4 separate regions of the Homo sapiens genome follow, and all the other regions are linked to region 4. A link is a contact called in ENCODE Hi-C or POLR2A ChIA-PET data. All regions are on one chromosome and are shown on one strand. Each heading gives the region's core, a stretch centred on a gene start or an enhancer-like site at or near the end of the contact. The rest is flanking DNA. Distances are from core to core; before and after follow the strand shown.

Evidence for each region. Hi-C counts contacts between places; a loop is a spot of excess contacts on that map. ChIA-PET counts read pairs that join two places held with the same protein, here RNA polymerase II (POLR2A). Pooled maps may share reads with other maps.
Region 1: a pooled map shows a loop between it and region 4 (7-fold over the local background). The contact joins the promoter of TRUB2 here to the promoter of PKN3 in region 4. A Hi-C loop is called at or near these places in 6 of 50 pooled maps. POLR2A ChIA-PET finds 5 or more read pairs at or near these places in 2 of 52 experiments (K562 and OCI-LY7).
Region 2: a pooled map shows a loop between it and region 4 (5-fold over the local background). The contact joins the enhancer-like site here to the promoter of PKN3 in region 4. A Hi-C loop is called at or near these places in 1 of 50 pooled maps. POLR2A ChIA-PET finds 5 or more read pairs at or near these places in 2 of 52 experiments (activated T-cell and naive thymus-derived CD4-positive, alpha-beta T cell).
Region 3: a loop to region 4 is called in a pooled map, with 2.8 times the contacts of the local background. The contact joins the enhancer-like site here to the promoter of PKN3 in region 4. A Hi-C loop is called at or near these places in 1 of 168 maps with a recorded cell type or tissue (K562) and 1 of 50 pooled maps. POLR2A ChIA-PET finds 5 or more read pairs at or near these places in 3 of 52 experiments (K562, OCI-LY7 and RWPE1).

What each region holds. Positions count from the first base shown.
Region 1 is chr9:128,319,958-128,324,745 of GRCh38, reverse strand. It overlaps TRUB2 (TruB pseudouridine synthase family member 2), which reads left to right and starts at 2,299. Exons shown (of 8, transcript NM_015679.3): 1 at 2,299-2,446; 2 at 3,016-3,147. The coding sequence starts at 2,338. COQ4 (coenzyme Q4) reads right to left here and starts at 1,907. Exons shown (of 7, transcript NM_016035.5): 1 at 1,818-1,907; 2 at 1,599-1,730. The coding sequence starts at 1,887. RefSeq lists a silencer at 1,620-1,679 and an enhancer at 2,060-2,599.
Region 2 is chr9:129,201,147-129,206,399 of GRCh38, reverse strand. The region is part of intron 1 of LOC105376289 (a long non-coding RNA gene); the gene reads right to left. Among named protein-coding and RNA genes, the nearest start is that of IER5L, 26 kb to the right of the region's middle. RefSeq lists a silencer at 3,153-3,562 and an enhancer at 3,316-3,610. Within about 2 kb of position 3,464, at least 29 of the 41 ENCODE cell types and tissues checked have a DNase peak (open chromatin) inside an H3K27ac peak, as active enhancers do.
Region 3 is chr9:128,247,516-128,252,350 of GRCh38, reverse strand. DNM1 (dynamin 1) reads right to left here. Exons shown (of 22, transcript NM_004408.4): 18 at 4,416-4,427; 19 at 3,598-3,768; 20 at 1,995-2,236; 21 at 1,411-1,626. Among named protein-coding and RNA genes, the nearest start is that of MIR3154, 4.9 kb to the right of the region's middle. RefSeq lists silencers at 1,455-1,544, 1,555-2,054 and an enhancer at 2,225-2,364. Within about 2 kb of position 2,135, at least 9 of the 41 ENCODE cell types and tissues checked have a DNase peak (open chromatin) inside an H3K27ac peak, as active enhancers do.
Region 4 is chr9:128,698,520-128,703,779 of GRCh38, reverse strand. PKN3 (protein kinase N3) reads right to left here and starts at 1,277. Exons shown (of 22, transcript NM_013355.5): 1 at 841-1,277. The coding sequence starts at 864. RefSeq lists an enhancer at 461-1,000 and a silencer at 815-1,384.

The sequences.
Region 1 (4,788 bases), core at 1,050-3,549, 380 kb after region 4:
ACAGGGTCTTGCTCTGTTGCCCAGGCTGGAGTGAAGTGGTGTGATCATAGCTCACTGCTAGGACTACAGGCATGCAGCTAGTTTTTTAAATTTTCTGTAGAGATGAGGTCTTGCTATGTTGCCCAGGCTGGTCTTGAACTTTGGCCCCAAGTGATCCTCCCACCTTGGATTCCCAAATTGCTGGGATTACAGGTGTGAGCCACCATGCCTGGCCTGCTTCACATTTTTCAGCCTCAGTGTCTTAATTTGTGAAGTGCAGACAACACCTTTCTTAGCTGGTTAATGTGAGAAACCATGAAAATCATATATATATAACACTTAGTGGCCAAGTGTAGCGGCTGACACCTGTAATCTCAACACTGGGGGGCTGAGGCAGGAGGATCACTTGAGGCCAAGAGTTCCAGAGCAGCCTGGGCAACGTGGCAAGACGCCGTCTCTACAAAAAAATTAAAAAATTCGCTGGTCTTGGCCGGGCGTGGTGGCTCATGCCTGTAATCCCAACACTTTGGGAGGCCGAGGTGGGAGGATCACCTGAAGTCAGGAGTTTGAGACCAGCCTGGGCAACATAGCAAAATCCCGTCTCTACTAAAAATACAACAATTAGCCAGGCCGCACAGGCCTGTAATCCCAGCTACTCAGGAGGCTGAGGCACGAGAATCGCTTGAACCTGGGAGGTGGAAGTTGCATAGAGCTGAGATTGCGCCACTGCACTCCAGCGTGGGCCACAGAGCAATACTGTGTCTCAAAACAAAACAAACAAAAAACCACTGGGGACATGGAGATATAGTGTATTTTTTGTTTAAGACAGGGTCTCGCTCTGTCGCCCAGGCTGGAGTGCAATGGCGCAATCACAACTTACTGCAGTCTCGAACTCCCCGGCTCAAATGGTCCTTCCACCTCAGCCTGGGAATACAGCCGCATGCAACCAGCCCCAATTAATTCTTGTATTTTTTTTTGTAGAGATGGGGATTCACCGTGTTGCCCAGGCTGGTTTCAAACTCCTCAGCTCAAGCCATCTGCCCGCTTCGGCCCCCCGATAGGGATTATAGGCGTGAGCCACTATAATAGCGCCTAGCCTGTTTTTGTTAGTAGGAATAACAGTACTTCCCAGAACTCAAAAATCTAGGAGGCATAAGAAAAACACTGTAGAACCCTAGAATGTTCTAGTCACACATCCAGCAAACATTTATTGAGCATTTACTATGTGCCAGGCACTATCCAGAAGGCTGCAGATGCAGTGGAACGAGGCAGACATGGTCCTCGACCTCGGAGTTGACTTTCTAGTAGGATATTATAAACTGATCGGTACTTATGAATCATCTATTTAGTCTAGATGTTCTCAATATGGCTGCATGACAGATTCTCCCAAGTAGTTTAAAGACAGACTTTCGGTTTCACGCCCATTTCTCCCTCCACTGCAGATTCAGATTCAGATTCAGTGCGTTTAGGTGGGATCCAGGAATCTGCATTTTCATAAACGTTCCGAGTGGTTACGAGCTGCAACCAGGTTTGGGTACCCCGACCTAGGCTATGTTCCAGTTACCCACAGGAAACGGCTCCAAGCCGCCCCCACGGGGGCGAGGCGCGGGCGGCCTTACCGTGGCGGTAGGGGTTATAGAGCGCCATCGCCGCGGAGCCGGCGGCCAACAGCCCTTTCTGCAGCGGGGAGGTGGGGAGGTGGTGCGAGTATAGCGGGCCGGCGCCGTCGCTCCTAGCCCGGAGGGGCATTTCTGCGGGGCAAGAAAAAGGCCGAGGTCAGAGGAGCCGGGCGCCCTCAGGCTCCTTCCCGCCTGCGCCCAGAACCCGGCGCCACTTGCCTGCCGCAGGCCGCTGTAGGCCCGGGAGCCCGCAGAGCCGACGGAGGACAGGGCGCAGCAGAGTCGCCATGGCAGCGGGCGTCCGCGGAGGATGGGCGGGTACGAAGAACGCCGCGATTCTGTCAGGCGACGGAGCGTCGGAGGGGTCAAAACTCACTGAAAAACCGATTCTGACGGCGTAGCCTACGGCCTTTCGAGGGGAAACATCGCTTCACGGGCAGAAGGCATGTAGGCCAAGTAGGCGAAGGAAACGCACGCGAACTGTCTACCGTCTACGTCCACCGATCCAAGACTCTCGCCATGTCACCTCGCCCCAGAAAGTGTCTGCAAAGGACACGCAACCACGCTCACTCAGCGCCGGGCCCTATTTCCTTCTCCACAGCCGGTTTTCCCCGAAGACTATAAAATGCGAACCTCTTCCGGCTGTGGAACATGGCGGCGCCCGTGGAAAGGACCACATTTGGGGGCGGGGCCTGGCGGTACTTCCGTCCAGGTCCAGCGGGTGCTGTGATCTTCAAGTATGGGGTCTGCTGGCTTGTCGCGGCTGCATGGGCTTTTCGCGGTCTATAAGCCCCCGGGGCTAAAATGGAAGCACCTGCGGGATACAGTGGAGCTACAACTTCTGAAGGGTGAGTGCCTCGAACCAGACCCACGTTCCCGCTCTCGTTCTCTTGGAAGTCCATCTCCGCTTCTGGTCCTTACCCCAAAACAAAATCACGTGACCTATTCACCTGGGCAGAGCGCTTTCCCAAACGCCTGTTCTCTGTGCTTTCTTACTCCTCACTTTCCTCTGTTTTCCGAGGGGGAAACTGACTCAGTATTGTTCCTTGTCACACGGTTACTACGTTGTAGAGTCTGTTTGAATCCGCCTGTTTCTTAACTACTGCTATACTGCCCTCTGCACCATGGGCTTCTGCTTTGTCTTCTACATCATACTTCCCTGTTGTCTAATCCCCCAAGTGTTTGGACAGAACAAGATATTCCTGGTCAGCATCGTGGTGCACGCCTGTAATCCCAGCTACTCTGGAGGCTGAGGCAGGAGGATCGCTTGAGCCCAAGAGTTTGACGTTACAGTGAGCTATGATGGCGCCATTGCACTTCAGCCTGGGCTACAGAACGAGGCCCTGTCTCTTAAAAAATATTTTATATGTACATATATTTGTATGTATGTGTGTATATATTATCTCTGTGTGTTCAGGTCTCAATGCCAGGAAGCCTCCCGCTCCTAAACAGCGTGTTCGCTTCTTGCTGGGCCCCATGGAAGGCAGCGAAGAGAAGGAGCTGACCCTCACAGCCACCAGCGTACCCTCTTTCATCAACCATCCACTGGGTAAGGCAGATTTAAGCAGGATCCTGTGTGTCACTTCCCAGGAAATCCCTGAGCCGAGTCAGTGTCCCAGTGCTCAGATTCCTGTGCCAGGCCCTTGAAGGTCCACAGAGGAGTGAGGTATTAGACCAGGAATTGGCAGATTTCCTTGGAAAGGGCCAGATACTGAATGTTTTAGTTTTCAGGCCATGTGATTTCCGTTGGAACTGCTCAACTCTGCCAATGTAGTGCCAAACAGCTATAGACAGTATCTAAAGGAATGAGCCTAGCTGTATTCCAATAGAACTTTATGAATATTCATATTTGAACTTCAGGTAATTTTCACGTGTCACTAAGTACAGTTGCCTCTGAGTCCATGAGTTCCACATCCCATGATCCAGCTTCAGATTGGCAGTATTTGGGAAGAAAAACACAAAGTTCCAAAAAGCAAAACTTGAATTTGCTGTGCACCTAGTACTGTGTTGAATCCACTCAAGGTGATGCATAGGCATTATATTAGGCATTATAAGTAATCTAGCTAGGCGTGGTGGCTCACGCCTGTAATCCCAGCATTTTGAGAGGCCGAGGAGGGTGGATCATGAGGTCAAGAGATCGAGACCATCCTGGCCAACATGGTGAAACCCCGTCTCTACTAAAAATACAAAAATTAGCCGGGAGTGGTGGCAGGCGCCTGTAGTCCCAGTTGCTCAGGAGGCTGAGGCAGGAGAATCACTTGAACCCGGGAGGCGGAGGTTGCAGTGAGCCGAAATTGTGCCACTGCACGCCAGCCTGGCAACAGAGCGAGACTCCGTCTCAAAAAAAAAAAGGTAATCTAGAGATGATTTAAAATATATGGGAAGGCCAGGCCTGGTGGCTCATGCTTGTAATCCCAGCACTTTGGGAAGCTGAGGCGGTGGATTACTTGAGCCTAGGAGTTTAACATCAGCCTGGGCAACATGGGGAAACCCTACTTCTACAAGAGAATACAAAAGGCCGGGTGCAGTGGCTCACACCTGTAATCCCAGCACTTTGGGAGGCTGAGGCGAGCAGATCACCTGAGGTCGGGAGTTCGAGACCAGCCTGGCCAACATGGAGAAACCCCGTCTCTACTAAAAATACAAAATTAGACAGGTGTGGTGGCACATGCCTATAATCCCAGGTTCTCAGGAGGCTGAGGCAGGAGAATTGCTTGAACCCGGGAGTCGGAGGTTGCGGTGAGCTTAGGTTGTGCCATTGCACTCTAGCCTGGACAATAAGAGTGAAACTGTCTCAAAAAAAAAAAAAAATTAGCCAGGTGGGGTGGCATATGCCTGTAGTTCCAGCTACTCGGGAGGTTGAGGTGGGAGAATCACTTGAGCCCAGGAGTTCAGAGGCTGCAGTGAGCCGAGACTGTGCCAGTGCACTCCAGCCTGGGTGACAGAGTGAGACTCTGTCTCCAAAAAAAATAAAGAGGCTGAGGTGGGCGGATCACGAGGTCAGGAAATCGAGACCATCCTGGCTAATACGGTGATACCCTGTCTCTACTAAAAATACAAAGAAATTAGCCGGGCGTGGTGGTGGGCGCCTGTAGTCCCAGCTACTCCAGAGGCTGAGGCAGGAGAATGGCGTGAACCCAGGAGGCGGAGCTTGCAGTGAGCGGAGATCGTGCCACTGCACTCCAGCCTG
Region 2 (5,253 bases), core at 2,215-4,714, 500 kb before region 4:
GCCCTGCTCAGAGGACTCGGCCCAAAGAGGAAACAGACAAGCTAATGCATCACAAGGAGCTGCACTGCGCAACAGTCAAATGGCCAGGCAGAAGGAGAAAGCCGGTCCCCCAGCCCAGGGGGCCTGGAGGGCTCTCTAGAGCAGGGTTGGGGGTCCTGTCGTGCCCATCCTTGCCGTGCATCCCCAACCCTCCTCCCACAGGGGTAACCACCCGGCCCACCCCACCCCATAGACATTCCAAGCCACACCCCTAGGCCCTGGGTGAGTCTCCAGCTCTGATGAGGCCCTGATTCTGGGGCGCAGGTTTCCCTGCGTGTAGGGAGAAGGGCACCTCGCCCATACTGTGTATTGAGAGGCATTTCCACAGCAATCAAAAAACTCAAAAGCAGACCAGGCGCAGTGGCTCACACCTATAATCCCAGGACTTTGGGAGGCCGAGGTGGGTGGATCACTTGAGGTCAGGAGTTCGAGACCAGCCTGGCCAACATGGTGAAATCACATGTCTACAAAAAATACAAAAATTAGCCAGGTGTGGTGGCGCACGCCTGTAGTCCCGGCCACTCGGGAGGCTGAGGCCGGAGAATCTTTTGAAACCAGGAGGCAGAGGTTACAGTGAGCCATGATCGTGCCACTGTACTCTAGCCTGGGTGACAGATCAAGATTCTGTCTCAAAAAATAAAAATAAAACAAACAAAAAACTCAAAAGCAGCCACCTCCTCCTCCTTCCCTCCCAATAACAATAAAAGTAATAATAACAGCTACCCAGTACTGAACAGCATGCTCTCTATCTGCACCCCTTGAGGAGGCTGGTATTATCACCATTCTGCAGACAAGGACCCAAGGATTAGAAAGGGGACATCACAGATGTCCTGCAGTCAGAGTGGAGCTGGGACCGGACCCCGATCTGGCAGACTCCAGAGCTGTGAGCTCGAGGCTCCATTGCTGCCCGCCACTCTGGAGCAGTGGTCTCCACTCAGTGCCCACCACCACTACCTCAAGAGCTGCTTAAAAATCCATATTCCTGGCTGAGCATGGTGGCTCATGCCTGTGATCCCAGCACTTTGGGAGGCCTAAGTGGGCAAATCACTTGAGGTCAGGAGTTTGAGACCAGGCCAGCCAACATGGCAAAACCCCATCTCTACTAAAAATACAAAAAAAGTAGCCAGGTATGGTGGCATGCACCTGTAGTCCCAGCTACTCTGGAGGCTGAGGTAGGAGAATCGCTTGACCCTGGGAGGCAGACTGGCAGTGAAAGATCACGCCACTGCACTCCAGCCTGAGCGACAGAGAGAGACTTCGTCTCAAAAAAAAAAAAAAAAAGAATCCAAACTCCTGGGCCCCACCTTGGATTCCACGTATCAGGATGTCAGAGCAAGAGGGCCCAGGAATCTGCATTTAGCCAGCGTTCCAGAGATTCCAACACAGCCAGCAGACATCTGGAGAAACCACTTGGCTTCCAGAATATCGACCCTGAAATTCAATCAAAGAGGTGAAGAGAGGTGAAGACTGTGCCTGGTCCTCAGGAGCCAGGGCTGCCAGTGGAGAAGGGGCTCCTGAAGAACAAACGCCCCCCTCACCCCTCCCCGCACCCCCATGGCCCCACATACCCTAAGTTTTTAATCTGTACATATTCAGTGTCCTCTCCCTGTTCAAGCACGTGTGCAGTTCCCATCAGGATGGGAGGCGGGGGTCTCGGGCCAACACTTTCTGTGTGTTCCCATCTTTTTGTGAAGAAGAGGCCCCCAAGCATCATGAGAGATTTTTTTTCCTGCCATCTGAGTTGCATTTGTGAAGGGCTAATTGATTTGCTTCCCCATTTTTTATTAATCAAAGACAAACCCCAGCAGAGCCAGGCCTCTGATCTGGGGGATGAGGCCACACTGGGTGCCATCCTCACCCAGGGCACAGACACCCGACGTTTTCAGTGGGGTAAGGAGCTTCATTTCTGCTGGACCACTCGTGTCCAGAACACTCTGGAGAAGTCCAGGGGCCCGAGGGGCAGGGTAGGAAGCCTGGGATCCAGGCAGGGAAGTCATGCCCTGAGTCAAGCAGGCTGAGAAGGATCTGCCAGGGTGACCGTGGAAGCAAAAGTCAGGTGCTGCTGACAGTGAGGCCTGGGCTCCCTGCCTCTCCCTTCAGACATGACCAGGGCCACGGAGCACATCCCCCAGGATCTCACGGCCATCACCGCTAGCGCAGCCAACCCAGTTAAGGTTCACTTTTCAATAGCAGAGCCCCAGGCAACTTGCTGGGCCCGCAGACCCCAACATCTGGCACAAATCCTTCCTGCTCCTGCCACATCTGGAATGGGGGAGGGTGTGAAAATGACCCTCCCCTATTTTTCATGGCGGGCTCCTGACAGCTAGAGGCCGGGGAGGAAAAGATTTTTCTTGGACCTCACAGAAGCTCACTCAGCAAAAATCTGTGAGGGTCTCAGTTTCCCCCTCCAAGCAGCAGGGATGTTGCTCCTCCCCATATATCCCATACTCCCTCCTCAAACCCCTTGCTTCTGGGATTTGAGGGGGCATTGTGCCCCCTGAGGATGGCATTGTGCCAGCTCTTGCTGCAGCCCTGCCCTGGGAAGTCTCCTTCCCCTTCCCCTAAGGACACGCCGGGGCCTGAGAAGCAGGACCCCCAGGCTGGTTCCAGGCTCTGCCACTGAACCCTGGTCACGTTCCGCCTGGCCACTCTGCCCGAGAACCCGGCACGCATACTGGATTTGGGGATCAGAAACACTCTTCGCCAGGTGCTTCCCACGGGCCCTACTCACCTCTCCACCCCTCCCAGCGGCCCCTCCCCAGCCGTTCTCTGCCTGCCAGCCTCCCAGGCCTTCTTTTGCTTCCCCTAAAGCCTCGAAGCCCTCCTTCATGCTGTTCCCTCTGACTGGAACACCCTTCCCTGCTCCTGCCCTGGCCAACCCAGGCCTAGTCTGAATGTCACCGGCCCCTGGAAGCCTTGCCCATACCCCAGGTCCGTCAGGCCCCTGTGCCACCCTCCTCCTCTCCGGTGGGGTCATCTGGTGTGTCACTCAAGACTGAATGTCGGTGATCCCCTCCCCCGCCCACCCCGACTTTAAGCGCTGTCCCCAAAGGGCCAGACACACACTCGACAATCAAGGTGTGGCTAACGGAGACCGAAAAGGTTCCAGCGAGATCAAGCGTTTTAAAGCGCCCGGGGTGATGTTTGAGAGAGGAGGGTGGGGGAGTCAAGGGTGGGGCAGGATCCCAGCCCCGCCCCTTAAAGGGTCCCGGGAGTACGCGACAGAACTGTCCTGGGGTCCCCGGCGCAGTAGGATTAATTCAAAAGGCCTGCGGAGGGTGGAGGTCCCCCAGGGGAGGGGTCCTAGGGCCCCGTGAGCCGCGCGGGCGCCGGGCTGCTCCGCGAACGTCCGCGCCAGCGGCTGCCCGGGGGACAGGGCCTGAACTACAACTCCCATGATGCTGTGCGGCATGGCGGGCCCGGGCGGGGCGGGCGCTGGTGGCTCCGCCCCTCGCGGCCTTCTGGGGACTGTAGTTCTACCCGGAGGGGCGCGGCCTGGGTTTTGGGGCGTCTGGGCATTCTTATCGTCTCGGGGAAAGGGGAGCCTCTGCGGCCCGCGAGGAGGAAGGGACTGAGGGCGCTGACTGCCTGCAGGGCGGTCGGTGGCTCCCTTCTCTCCAGCAGCAGCCTCTCCCAGCATCATTTCCCAACAATACCAGCTGCTACAGTATTTAGTGAGCACCTACTATGCGCTAGGCCCTGTGCTGATCTCTTAAAGGACAAAGACAGAGACAGGCATGGTTCTTTGCTGAGCACACAGCCCAGGCAGGGAGACAGGCCAGGGATGTTTAATCACACAAATACATAATTACCTGTGATGGGTCCAAAACAACAGGGGCCACAAGGACGGGGACTTTTGGAACCAAGGACAGACACACAGAGTTAGACCACGGAATGGAATCTTTAGAATTTGAAGGGTGAATTTTATGGGTGGGTTGGGAAAATTCAGAACTAGCCCTGCCAACCCCTTCATTATACCGATGAGGAAATTGGCCCAGAGGCCAGGCGTGGTGGCTCGTGCCTATAATCCCAGCAGTTTGGGAAGTCGAGGTGGGTGGATCACTTGAGGCCAGGAGTTCGAGACCAGCCTGGCCAACATGGTGAAACCCTGTCTCTGCTAAAAATACAAAAATTAGGGAGGCATGGCGGTGCGCACCTGTAGTCACAGCTACTTGGGAGACTAAGACAGGAGAATCGCTTGCCCCAAGGGGGCGGAGGTTGCAGTGAGCCGAGATCATGCCACTGCACTCCAGCCTTGACGACAGAGCGAGACTCTGTCTCAAAAAAAAAAAAAGAAAAAAAAAAATTGTCCCAGAGACAGGAAGGGACTTTCCCGAAGTCACAAGCAGATCAGAGGAAGTTGGTCCAAGGAGGCCCACCCAGATGTTAAACTCCCAAGGACAGGGCCCCGGGTCTTACATGTCTTCTTGGCCCCCTCCCACCCCACCCCACCCCCCATACATGTCTCCCACCCAGCCCTGCATGGTTAGTGTGAGGAACAGCTCCACGGGCAAAGACAGCGAATGCCCTATGTCTGCCCTCAGTGAAAACACAGGGCTCGGGGCCTCGAAAATTGCACACTCCCTTGATGTGGCAGGAAAACAAGATTGACCGCATAGGGCCTCCAAGACCCTTGAATCATCCCTAAGAGAGTGGCCCTTCTACCCTGAGCAGGCAGGCAGAGATGCCCAGTGCGGGCTGAGCATGGAGCCCTTCTTCCAGAGTCTGCAGGGCGAGCACAGTCCTCATTCAAGCAAGGGAGCTTGCGTCTCTGCCTGTTCCCCATCAGTGAAAAATACACCCACCTCATGCCATCGTTCTAGCAGAAAAACCAAAGATGATGGATGTGTAGGGCATTTTCCAAGCAGAAGAGGTGCCAGTGTGAGTCACTATCCGCTGCATGCCCTGATGCGACGCCATGGGACAGCCAGAAGCCATCTGTGGCCTGCTGCTGGGTGCCAACCAGGGGACAGGCTGCCAGGGCTGGAGGTGTGCAATCCAGGAAGGAGAGGGGCTGCAAGCCTTTCTCCAAGGAATCAGGGCTTCATCGGAGCCCTGAGGATGCCCCCGTCAAGTCTCTGAGGTGAGCAGGGAATGGGCCTCCCTCGGTGACGTGTCTCCAGTGCTCAGTTTAAATAGCAGCTTCAGCAAATCTGAACGCACCATGGCTCCCTGCGGTCCTCCAGATGAAGTCTGCACTCTTCACCCTGACCC
Region 3 (4,835 bases), core at 886-3,385, 450 kb after region 4:
AATGTTTCATGTGTGTTAGCAAGACTGGAGTTGGGGCAGGCATCAAACCTTACATCACAGATCTCACACCGCACCATAGACCTGGGTGCCAAATACCCTGAAGAATCTGAACTCACGTTGGCAGTTAGCAAAGTGCTCCTACGGCTGCATCTGCAGTTAACACAGCATCCCTATAGCCACTGTCTCCCTCGATCCCCACAACCGCCCTGGGAAAAAGGCAGAATGTCATCATTTGATAGAAGGGATGCTGAGGCTCTGGGAGGGAAAGAGACGTGTCTAAAGGCCCAGGGTGAAGCAGCATCTCTGGACTCCCAGTCCAGTCCTCTTGCCCAATACCATGCTGCTTGCCTCTACGCATCTGCTTTGGTCATCAGAGCATCATAGGGCAAGCCCCAATCCCTGCCTCATTTTGGTTTATGGGTGCTAGACCGACAGCCCTACCCTCCAGCCATGCAGAAACAAAACAGATGCTATTGTTCTGCTGTGTTCTTCCTTAGAGAATGTGGCCAGTGGAAACAGGGCAGACTGGGAATTGGAGTGAACTTCCTTGAAAGAGAGTCATGGGTCAAGAAGGTCAAGCCAAAGGATGTAGTAGAAAGCTTTTCCCTAGAAATCTTTGGGAATGAAGCAGGCTTCAAGCACTCCCATCCCTGCCCCTGCCGCCACCCCTACCACATTGGTTTAGACTGGGTAGGGCCAGAAGTCGCGGAGGGGGTGGTTGGGGGGAGGAAAAAAGCCATCAGTTTGCCCACGGCCCAGGCTGCTTCCCCAGCTGCTCCTGTCCTAGCCCGGGCCTGGGTGCCATGCTTACACTCTCACACTCGTGTGCACGCCCACACACACATCACACACCTTTCTAGTCACACAGTCACAGCCTGGCCTCTGCTCCTGTGGGCCAGTGGCTGGACACCCCCTGGGATGGCTCAAAGGAGTCAGGGCTGGGAAGTGGGGACATCAGGGTAGCTGAAGGAAATCCACACACTCAGAGCAGATCGGGGTTCAGAGTCAGACCTAAGGTAGGCTCCCCAGGGGCTGGGAGAGGAATTGGACGGAATGGAGGATGGAGGACAGCAAGAAGAAGAAAGGAGGAGGAATGCAACGTGTGGGCGGCCGCCAAGAGTGAAAATAGAGGGAAGCGCCATGCAAGTGCTGGAAAGAAGGGGGCAGGTGGGACGAGCCCCACAGCCCCCTCCCCAGAAACGACCACCTCCGGGACTCAGCGCTCCCTCGGGGGCAGGCTCCGCCAGCCCTCGGCCACACGTGGCGTGGCTCCGGCACCCAGAGTCCGATTGCCTGGGATAGAAACGGCCGGTTCTGGCGGCCAGGTCCGATGCTCTGGAATCCAGCCCCATTTCCCTCCCGGCCACGCCCGTCCGGCAGCCTCTCCAGCCGCATTCAGCCCCTACTCACCTGGGGACCCCGGGCGGGGCGCGGTTGGGGCGCGAGGGCACCTGAGGGGGAGGGCCGAAAGGGTCAGGGGAAGCCCCCGGCCTGGAGGGCACGGGGGGCGCCCCCCCCAGGGCGGACCCAGCAGGCGGAGGCCCAGGAGCAGGGCCCCGCGACCCGGGCCGGGCTGGGGGCACGGCGGGGGCTCGGCGCTGCGGCGTGGGGCTGGACGTGGGCGACCTGAGGGCGACAGGGAGCGAGGAACAAGGAGAGGCGAGATGAGCAGCTCCGCCCACCCAGAGGCCCCGCCCCAGCCCAGTGCTGGCCACGCCCATGCACGCAAGCCCCTCCCTGCCGCACCCCTAAGGCGGTCGCCGGAGCTTAAGCCCCGCCCCCAGCGGCGCCAACGCCCCAGCTCCACCCAGCCTTGCAGCCAGCTCTCCACGGCAAGCCCCGCCCCGCGACAAGCCCCGCCCTCTCTAAGCTCCGCCCCTCGCTCCAGGTGGGAGCCACCCCGGTGACGCGGGCGCGCCACTGCCCGGTCCCGGCATTCCTCCCGCGGGCCCCGGGCTGGGGGGCTTTGGGGCCGTGGGGGCCGGCCCTGGTACCTGCGTCCGGCCGGTACGCTCTGCACCTGCAGCCAGGAGTCGTCCACGGGCGGGGGCATGGGCGTGCTGACGGTGGTCGTGTTGATGTCGCCGATGATGCTGAGCGCCTCCTTCAGTGCGTGGTACATGCGCAGCATCTCGTCGCGCCGCTGTGCCTGCTCCGCCGACTCCTCCATCAGCGTGTTCTGGTCCCCACACGAGTACAGGTTGGCCAGCAGCTCCGAGAAGATGAACTCCTTGGTCTGCGAGTAGGCAAAGAGGGAAGGAGGTGGGGACCTGATGCCTGTGCCGCCCTGGCCGCCCCACCGGGCCCTGCTGGGACTGTGAGCTGGTGTGGCTTTTCAGACGCGGCTCCTACACTGCGTAGACTGGAAGATTCACCTCCCCACCGCGCTTTTCTCACTCAGATGAGGACACTGAGGTCCACAGGAAAAGTCATCTGACCAAGGTCACAGAACCGGGAGGGGACTTAGGACCTATCATGCCACCAGAACTCTTGTCTACTCAGTTGTTTTTTTTTTTCTTCTTCCTGGAGATAGGGTCTCGCTCTTTCACCAGGCTGGAGTACAGTGGGGAGATTACCACTCACTGTAGCCTCAACCTCCTGGGCTCAAAGTTATCTTCCAATGTCAGCCTCTCCAGTAGCTAGGACTACAGGCACGTGCTACCACCAACCCCAGCTATTCTTTTTTTTTTTTTTGAGACGGAGTTTCACTCTTGTTACCCACGCTGGAGTGTAATGGCACAATCTCAGCTCACCGCAACCTCCGCCTCCCGGGTTCAAGCAATTCTCCTGCCTCAGCCTCCTGAGTAGCTGGGATTACAGGCATGTGCCACCACGCCCGGCTAATTTTGTATTTTTAATAGAGATGGGGTTTCTCCATGTTGGTCAGGCTGGTCTCAAAATCCCAACTTCAGGTGATCTGCGCACCTCGGCCTCCCAAAGTGCTGGGATTACAGGCATGAACTACCGCGCCCGGCCAACCCCCGCTATTCTTTAAAATTTTTGTGTAGAGACAAAGTCTCACTGTGTTGCCCAAGCTGGTCTTGAACTCCTGGGCTCAAGTGATCCTCCTGCCTTGTCCTCCCAAAGTGCTGGGATTACAGGCATGAGCCACCGTGCACAGCCCCTCATTATATTTCTTCTTCTTTTTTTTTTTTTTTGAGATGGAGTCTCGCTCTGTCGGCCAGGCTGGAGTGCAGTGGCAGGATCTCGGTTCACTGCAACCTCCGCCTCCTGGGTTCAAGTGATTCTCCTGCCTCAGCCTCCCGAGTAGCTGCAATTACAGGCTCACGCTACCACACCTGGCTAATTGTTCTATTTTTAGTAGAGATGGGGTTTCACCATGTTGGCCAGGCTGGTCTTAAACTCCTGACCTCACGTGATCCACCTGCCTTGGCCTCCCAAAGTGCTGGGATTACAGGTGTGAGCCACCGCGCCCAGCCCCTCATGATATTTCTATTGGACAGCTCTGGTCTGGACCGTGCCTCCCTCCCTGGACCTGGTCCCATAGGGCTGGTTGGCATCTCCCCCAGGCCAACATGGCCACCTGCATCCCCAGTGCCACAGGATTTCCCTGCCCCCATGCAGTGGAGCACGCACATTGTTAATCATGAGGTGCATGATGGTCTTGGGCATGAGGTCCCTCACGGTCTTGTTGACAATGGCCATGTATGAGTCCACAAGATTCCGGATGGTCTCCACTTGCCGTTCCAGCTGTGGGTCCATGGAATGCATGAAGCTGTCGGAGCCATTCTCCTCGGTCTCGCTGGCCTGCCATGGAGAACACAAGGGCATCAGGTGGCCAGGCCATGCAGCCAGGCTCCAGGCATCCCCAGGATCTCAGCCCCTCCAAGGGTACCCAGAATATTGAGGCACAGAGAGAAGCGACTGGCCTGAATACATACCTGGCTCCGCATCCCTGTGCCTCTCAGGACCCTAGACTCCCCTGATTCAGCCTTGTCTTGGTTCTGACTCTAGTGCCTAGAATTTGCCTCAATTTCCCAATCCAGAAATTATTATTATTATTATTTTGAGAAAGTCTTGCTTTGTCACCCAGGCTGGAGTGCAGTGGTGCTGTATTGGCTCATTGCAACCTCCTCCTGGGTTCAAGCGATTCTCCTGCCTCAGCCTCCTGAGTAGCTGGGATTACAGGCGCGCACCACCATGCCTGGCTAATTTTTGTATTTTTAGTAGAGGTGGGGTTTCACCGTGTTGGCCAGGCTGGTCTCGAACTCCTGACCTTGTGATCCGCCCACCTCGGCCTCCCAAAGTGTTGGGTTTACAGGTGTGAGCCACTGCGCCTGGCCCCAATCCAGAAATTAGAAAAGAACATCTCCAGGTCCCTTGCTTGAAAACCTGGCTGGAGCTGGTGCCAGGCTGCAGATGCCTGGCAGGAGGCAAGAGAAGGGCACACTCACTTTCTCTTTGTCCTGGGAGGCCCACACACCAACATTGCCACCGCCGCCACCACCAGGGAGCACAGCCGAAGGAAACACAGAGAGGAAAAGGGGAGAGATTGAGTGAACCTGGGATACTGCACCCCAACTCTCAGGCTACTCTAGACATCGCCACAGTGAAATAGGGGAGAAAAGAGAAGGCAGTCACAAGAAACTACCATCATAGAAAGGGGATGGAGGAAATGCCATCTGCAACAGAGACAGAGACACAAAACTGCCACTGGAGAAGGATGGGAATACCAGGAGACTTATCTCTGTTCCCACCCCCAGAGTGGGTAGGGGGGAGGATTCCTATTATTTCTGAGCCAAATAAGGGCTCGGAAACATGGCATGACTTGGCATCACTGAGGATGGTGCCCCAGGGGCCCTAGGATCATGCTT
Region 4 (5,260 bases), core at 28-2,527:
TGAAGGCGGCCTAAACGACTGGCTTGGGCGCTCAAGGAGTCTACACGCACCCCGCAACACCCCCATGGTCCCGTCTGCCCTGGGTTGGAACTCCAACATGGACACACACACCACCTCCTTTCCGCTCTTTGCGGGGACCCACTCCTGTCCGCAAATGCCCCCCTCCCAACCACTCGCTCCGGAACAGGACACCACCTCTCCCTCCTCAGGAGCAGATAGACATGGCCTCGGTCCTCCGGGCCCACGCGCACCTACTGCCAGCTCTGGCAGGAAACCCAGCCCCCTCCGCATTCTAGAACCCGCTATGTACCCAAAGGTTCCCGCCCTGGGGCGGGGGAGGCCGCTCCCCTCTCATCTACGCTCCCCTCGTGCCTCCTGTGCTCCGGGAAGGACTCCTGCCACTGCCAAGCGCGCACAGACTGCGCCCCCCGCTGCGCGCACATTCTAACCCCCCCAGGCCCCTGTGCCCCGCCTTTCTATCCCGGCTAATTCCCGTCGGCCTTGGAGCCCCACCGAGGAGAACCGACTTAAGGACACTCTGGGGACCACCCTGGTGGCGCACACTGCGGACTCAGCCGTCCTCGCTCACGGGCTGGTTGGGGTTCAGTCTCCGGGTCAGCCGCGGACTGATTTGGAGACTGTGCAAGGTCCAGGAACCACCGAACCCGGAGATCAGGTCTGCTCTGCGAGGGCGTCGCGGGGCCGGGGCCAGGGCAGGGGCAGGGAAGGGGCGCGGGTGAGGGGAGGATCGGGGGAAGCGGCCGCGGTTCGGGGCTCCGGGGCGATGACAGAGGCTTTCTCGCACCCCCCGGGCCCGCGCGCCCCTCCCACGCCGTTCACCTGCCGCGGCGCCCCCTCCTCCATGGCGCCGCTCCGGCCGCTTGGGGCCCTTCTCTCAGCCACTCCGGTCCCGGAAGCCGCAGACCCTCCGCCAGGACTTTCAAACTTGAAACTTCCCGGGAAGCGGCGCCGGAGACGCGGGATCGGGCGCCCCCTCCCGAGACCCGCTGGCCCGCGGGACCAGCGCCGCCTCCCGTCCGCGCCGATCCAGCGCCCGGGACCCCACGCCCGAGGTCCCGCGCCCCAGCGCCTCCCTCGGATCCAAAATTCCGCGGGATTCTGGGCCCAGTACCCGGGCTTCGGCGCCTGCGGTTCCCGCTGGGCGTGACCGCGCCTCACCCCCGGTTTGGACGCTCAGGAGGCACATCGCCCGCGCCCAGGTCCTCTGGCCTTCCCCGCCGCGCGCCCGCGGGAGCCGGCCAGTTAGGGACAGGGATGGGGGAAACAGCGCCCCCTGAAGGTTGCCGGGTCGCCCAGCCGGGTGCAGCCGGTGGAGCTGGCCGCCTCCTCTAACTTTGAGCCCCTCTACAACCTGGCTCCCGCCTCTAACGCGCTGGGCCTCCTCGACCAAGCCCCTCAAGTCTCTCTTTGTCTCGCACGTTGTTGGTGTAATGTGGGCTAATCCAAAATTGTCTCTCTCCTCGGAGTGGTTGGCCCAGACTAGATATTAGTCACTACAAGAATGTATACTAGGCCAGGTGCGGTGGCTCACGCCTGTAATCCCAGCAGTTTGGGAGGCAGAGGTGGACGGATCACGAGGTCAGGAGTTCGAGACCAGCCTGGCCAACATGGTGAAACCCCCGTCTCTACTAAAAATACAAAAATTAGCCGGTCGTGGTGGCGGGCGCCTGTAATCCCAGCTACTCAGGAGGCTGAGGTGGGAGAATCACTTGTACCCAGTAGGCGGAGGTTGCAGTGAGCCGAGATCCTGCCACTGCCCTCCAACCTGGGTGACAGAGCGAGACTCCATCTCAAAAAAAAAAAAAAAAAAAAAAAAAGAACGTATACTTGTGGAAAAGTAAATCCTCACCCAAAATTATGATAAATTACAAATTACAGATGAATGAACCAGACCTCTCTCCGGCCCATCTCTTACTCAGACTGAGCTTGCTGGTTCAGCCCGTGCCACTTTTTAGGGCTTTACCCTAAAAAGCCCATCCATCCACACGGGAGAAAAGCCATTTACACCTGGTGAAATAGCCGCCACTATTTCAGCCCAAGGGAGGTGTGCTGGTCACTGCCTAGTCTATGGCGGGCCATTCAGCCCGTCCTGGCATCCTGCGTTTACAGGAGGTTGTGTCAGCACTTCGTGGAGGAGCGTCCTCCAGGAGGTGGGAAGGTGATGAAGGGTCAAATACCGACAGTGACTTGGAACAGACAGGCTCTGGTGCTCTTACTGAATGAAGGAAGCCACATGTTGTGCTTTGCACTAATCACTTCCTTCATAATGGACTGGAAAAAAGTGAAATTGGTGAGCCATGGACAACACTGGGTTGTCCTGCTATGGGAAATCACCCAAGTGGCATTGACATATAAGCAAAGGCAACTTGGCTCTGTGAAACATGCCCAGATTTCATAATCAGAGGCGAAATGTGACATTTACACATTAGAGTTGTTGAGGTCTAGACATTAGCAGAAGCACCTGGCACATAGTAGGTTCTTTGACATGGGGGTTGGCTGGGCATGGTGGCTCATGCCTGTAATCCCAGCACTTTGGGAGGCTGAGGAGGGCAGATCACTTAAGGTCAGGAGTTCAAGACCAGCCTGGCCAACATGGTGAAATCCCGTCTCTGCTAAAAAAAAATTAAAAAGGCAGCTGGGCGCGGTGGCTCACGCCTGTAATCCTAGCACTTTGGGAGGCCGAGGCAGGCGGATCACAAGGTCAGGAGTTCGAGACCAGCCTGGCCAACATGGTGAAACCCCGTCTCTACTAAAACTACAAAAAAAAAATATTAGCTGGGCATGGTGGTGGGTGCCTGTAATCCCAGCTACTAGGGAGGCTGAGGCTGGAGAATCACTTGAACCTGGGAAGTGGAGGTTGCAGTAAGCCAATCTCGCCACTACACTCCAGCCTAGATGACAAGAGCAAAACTGCATCTCAAAAAAATACATAAAATAAAAAATTAGAAAAACTAGCTGGGCGTGGTAGCGCACGCCTGTAGTCCCAGCTACTCGGGAGGCTGAGGCAGGCAAATCACCTGAATCTGGGAGGCAGAGGTTGCAGCGAGCTAAGATCACGCCACTACACTCCAGCCTGGGCAACAGAGCAAGATTCTGTCTCAAGAAAAATAAATAAATAAAAATAAAATAAAATGGAGGTTAAATGAACGTTATTATCCATCATTTAGAAGCAAAAAGGCTGACCAAGCCCAGTGGCTCATGCCTGTAATCCTAGAACTCTGGGAGGCTGATGAGGCAGGAGGATTGCTTGAGGCCTAAGAGTTCAAGACCAACCTGGCCAACATAGTGAGACACCATCTCTTAAAAAAGTAAAATAAAGAAGTAAAAAAGTCCTCAGCTTCTCACTGCAGCTCATCAAAAACCCAGGAATCAAACTAACAAGCCTTCCCCACCTTTTAGGAATTCTCCAGTGGTGCAATCAGTCCAGCCAGCTAATTAACACTTTAAAATGTGTATTTGCCTTGATGGCTAAATGTTACTTCTGGAAGCCAAGAGTAATCTGAGATAACTCTCCATAGGAGGGTGCTCACATCTCAACTCCCGGCTCATTTATCCACTCACTGCAGGCAGGAAGCTGAATTCGATGGTTTTCCAAGTTTGGTTGGAAAGTGGCTTTGTTTTTTGTTTTTTTGAGAGAGTCTTGCTCTGTCACCCAGGCTGGAGTGCAGTGGCTCAATTTTGGCTCACTGCAACCTCCACCTCCCGGGTCCAAGTGATTCTCATGCCTCAGCCTCCTGAGTAGCTGGGACTACAGGCACATGCCACCACACCTGGCTAATTTTTTTTTTTTTTTTTTTTTCTTTGAGACGGAGTCTCGCACTTTCGCCCAGGCTAGAGTGTAGTGGCTGATCTCGGCTCACTGCAAGCTCCGCCTCCAGGGTTCACGCCATTCTCCTGCCTCAGCCTCCCGAGTAGCTGGGACTACAGGCGCCCACCACCACGCCCGGCTAATTTTTGTATTTTTAGTAGAGACGGGGTTTCACTGTGTTAGCCAGGATGGTCTCGATCTTCTGACCTTGTGATCTGCTCGCCTCGGCCTCTCAAAGTGCTGGGATTACAGGCGGGAGCCACCGCGCTCGGCACACCTGGCTAATTTTTTATATTTTTAGTAGAGATGGGGTTTCACCATGTTGGCCAGGCCAGTCTCGAACTCCTGACCTCACGTGATGCACCTGCCTCAGCCTACCAAAGTGCTGGGATTACAGGTGTGGCTGCCGCGCCCGACCTGGGGAGTGTTTTTCACCACCTTACACAGGGAAGCCAAGTCCTGGACTGCTGGATGAGTCTGACCAGGTAGTTGCACCTTACTTCTGATAGTGATAACACTTCATAAGACTGGAATTCTTAGGAAATTCGTGTTCAGCATTTAGTGGACCGTGAATAGTGCAAACCAACTCTCTAGCCAGTTGGCCTTTAAAAGACTATAACTCACTGGGCGCGGCGGCTCGCCTGTAATCCCAACACTTTGAGAGGCCGAGGCGGGCGGATCACGTAAGGTCGGGAGTTCAAGACCAGCCTGACCAACATGGACAAAGCCCGTCTCTACTAAAAATACAAAATTAGCCGGGGTGGTGGCGCATGCCTGTAATCCCAGCTACTCAGGAGGCTGAGGCAGGAGAATCGCTTGAAACCGGGAGGTGGAGATTGAGGTGAGCTGAGATCGCGCCATTGCACTACAGCCTGGGTAAAAAGGGCAGAACTCCATCTCAAAAAAAAAAAAAAAAAAAAGACTATAACTCAACTGAAAGGAACCTAAAACTTGTCAACAGGCTGCATGAGGAAACATTTTCCCCCTTCCATGAATACAATTTTTTCCTTCTTGGTGTTGCAACCAATTTTTGTTTTTTCTGAGACGCCATCGCACTCTGTCGCCCAGGCTGGAGTGCAGTGGCACGATCTCAGTTCACTGCAACCTCCGCCTCCTGGGTTCAAACAATTCTCCTGCCTCAGTCTCCCAAGTAGCTGGGATTACAGGCGCCCACCACCATGCCTGGCTAATTTTTGTATTTTTAGTAGAGATGGGGTTTCCCCATGTTGGCCAGGCTGGTCTCGAACTCCTGACCTTGTGAACACCCACTCAGCCTCCCAAAGTGCTGGGATTACAGGCGTGAGCCACCGCGCCTGGCCCTACAACCAGTCCATTTTTATTTCGGTTTGTCTCTGGGTAGAATCTGAGCACACAATGTCACCAACTACAGTTGGTCTATACCCTCCACTTTAAAAGTCCTTGCTATTCTGC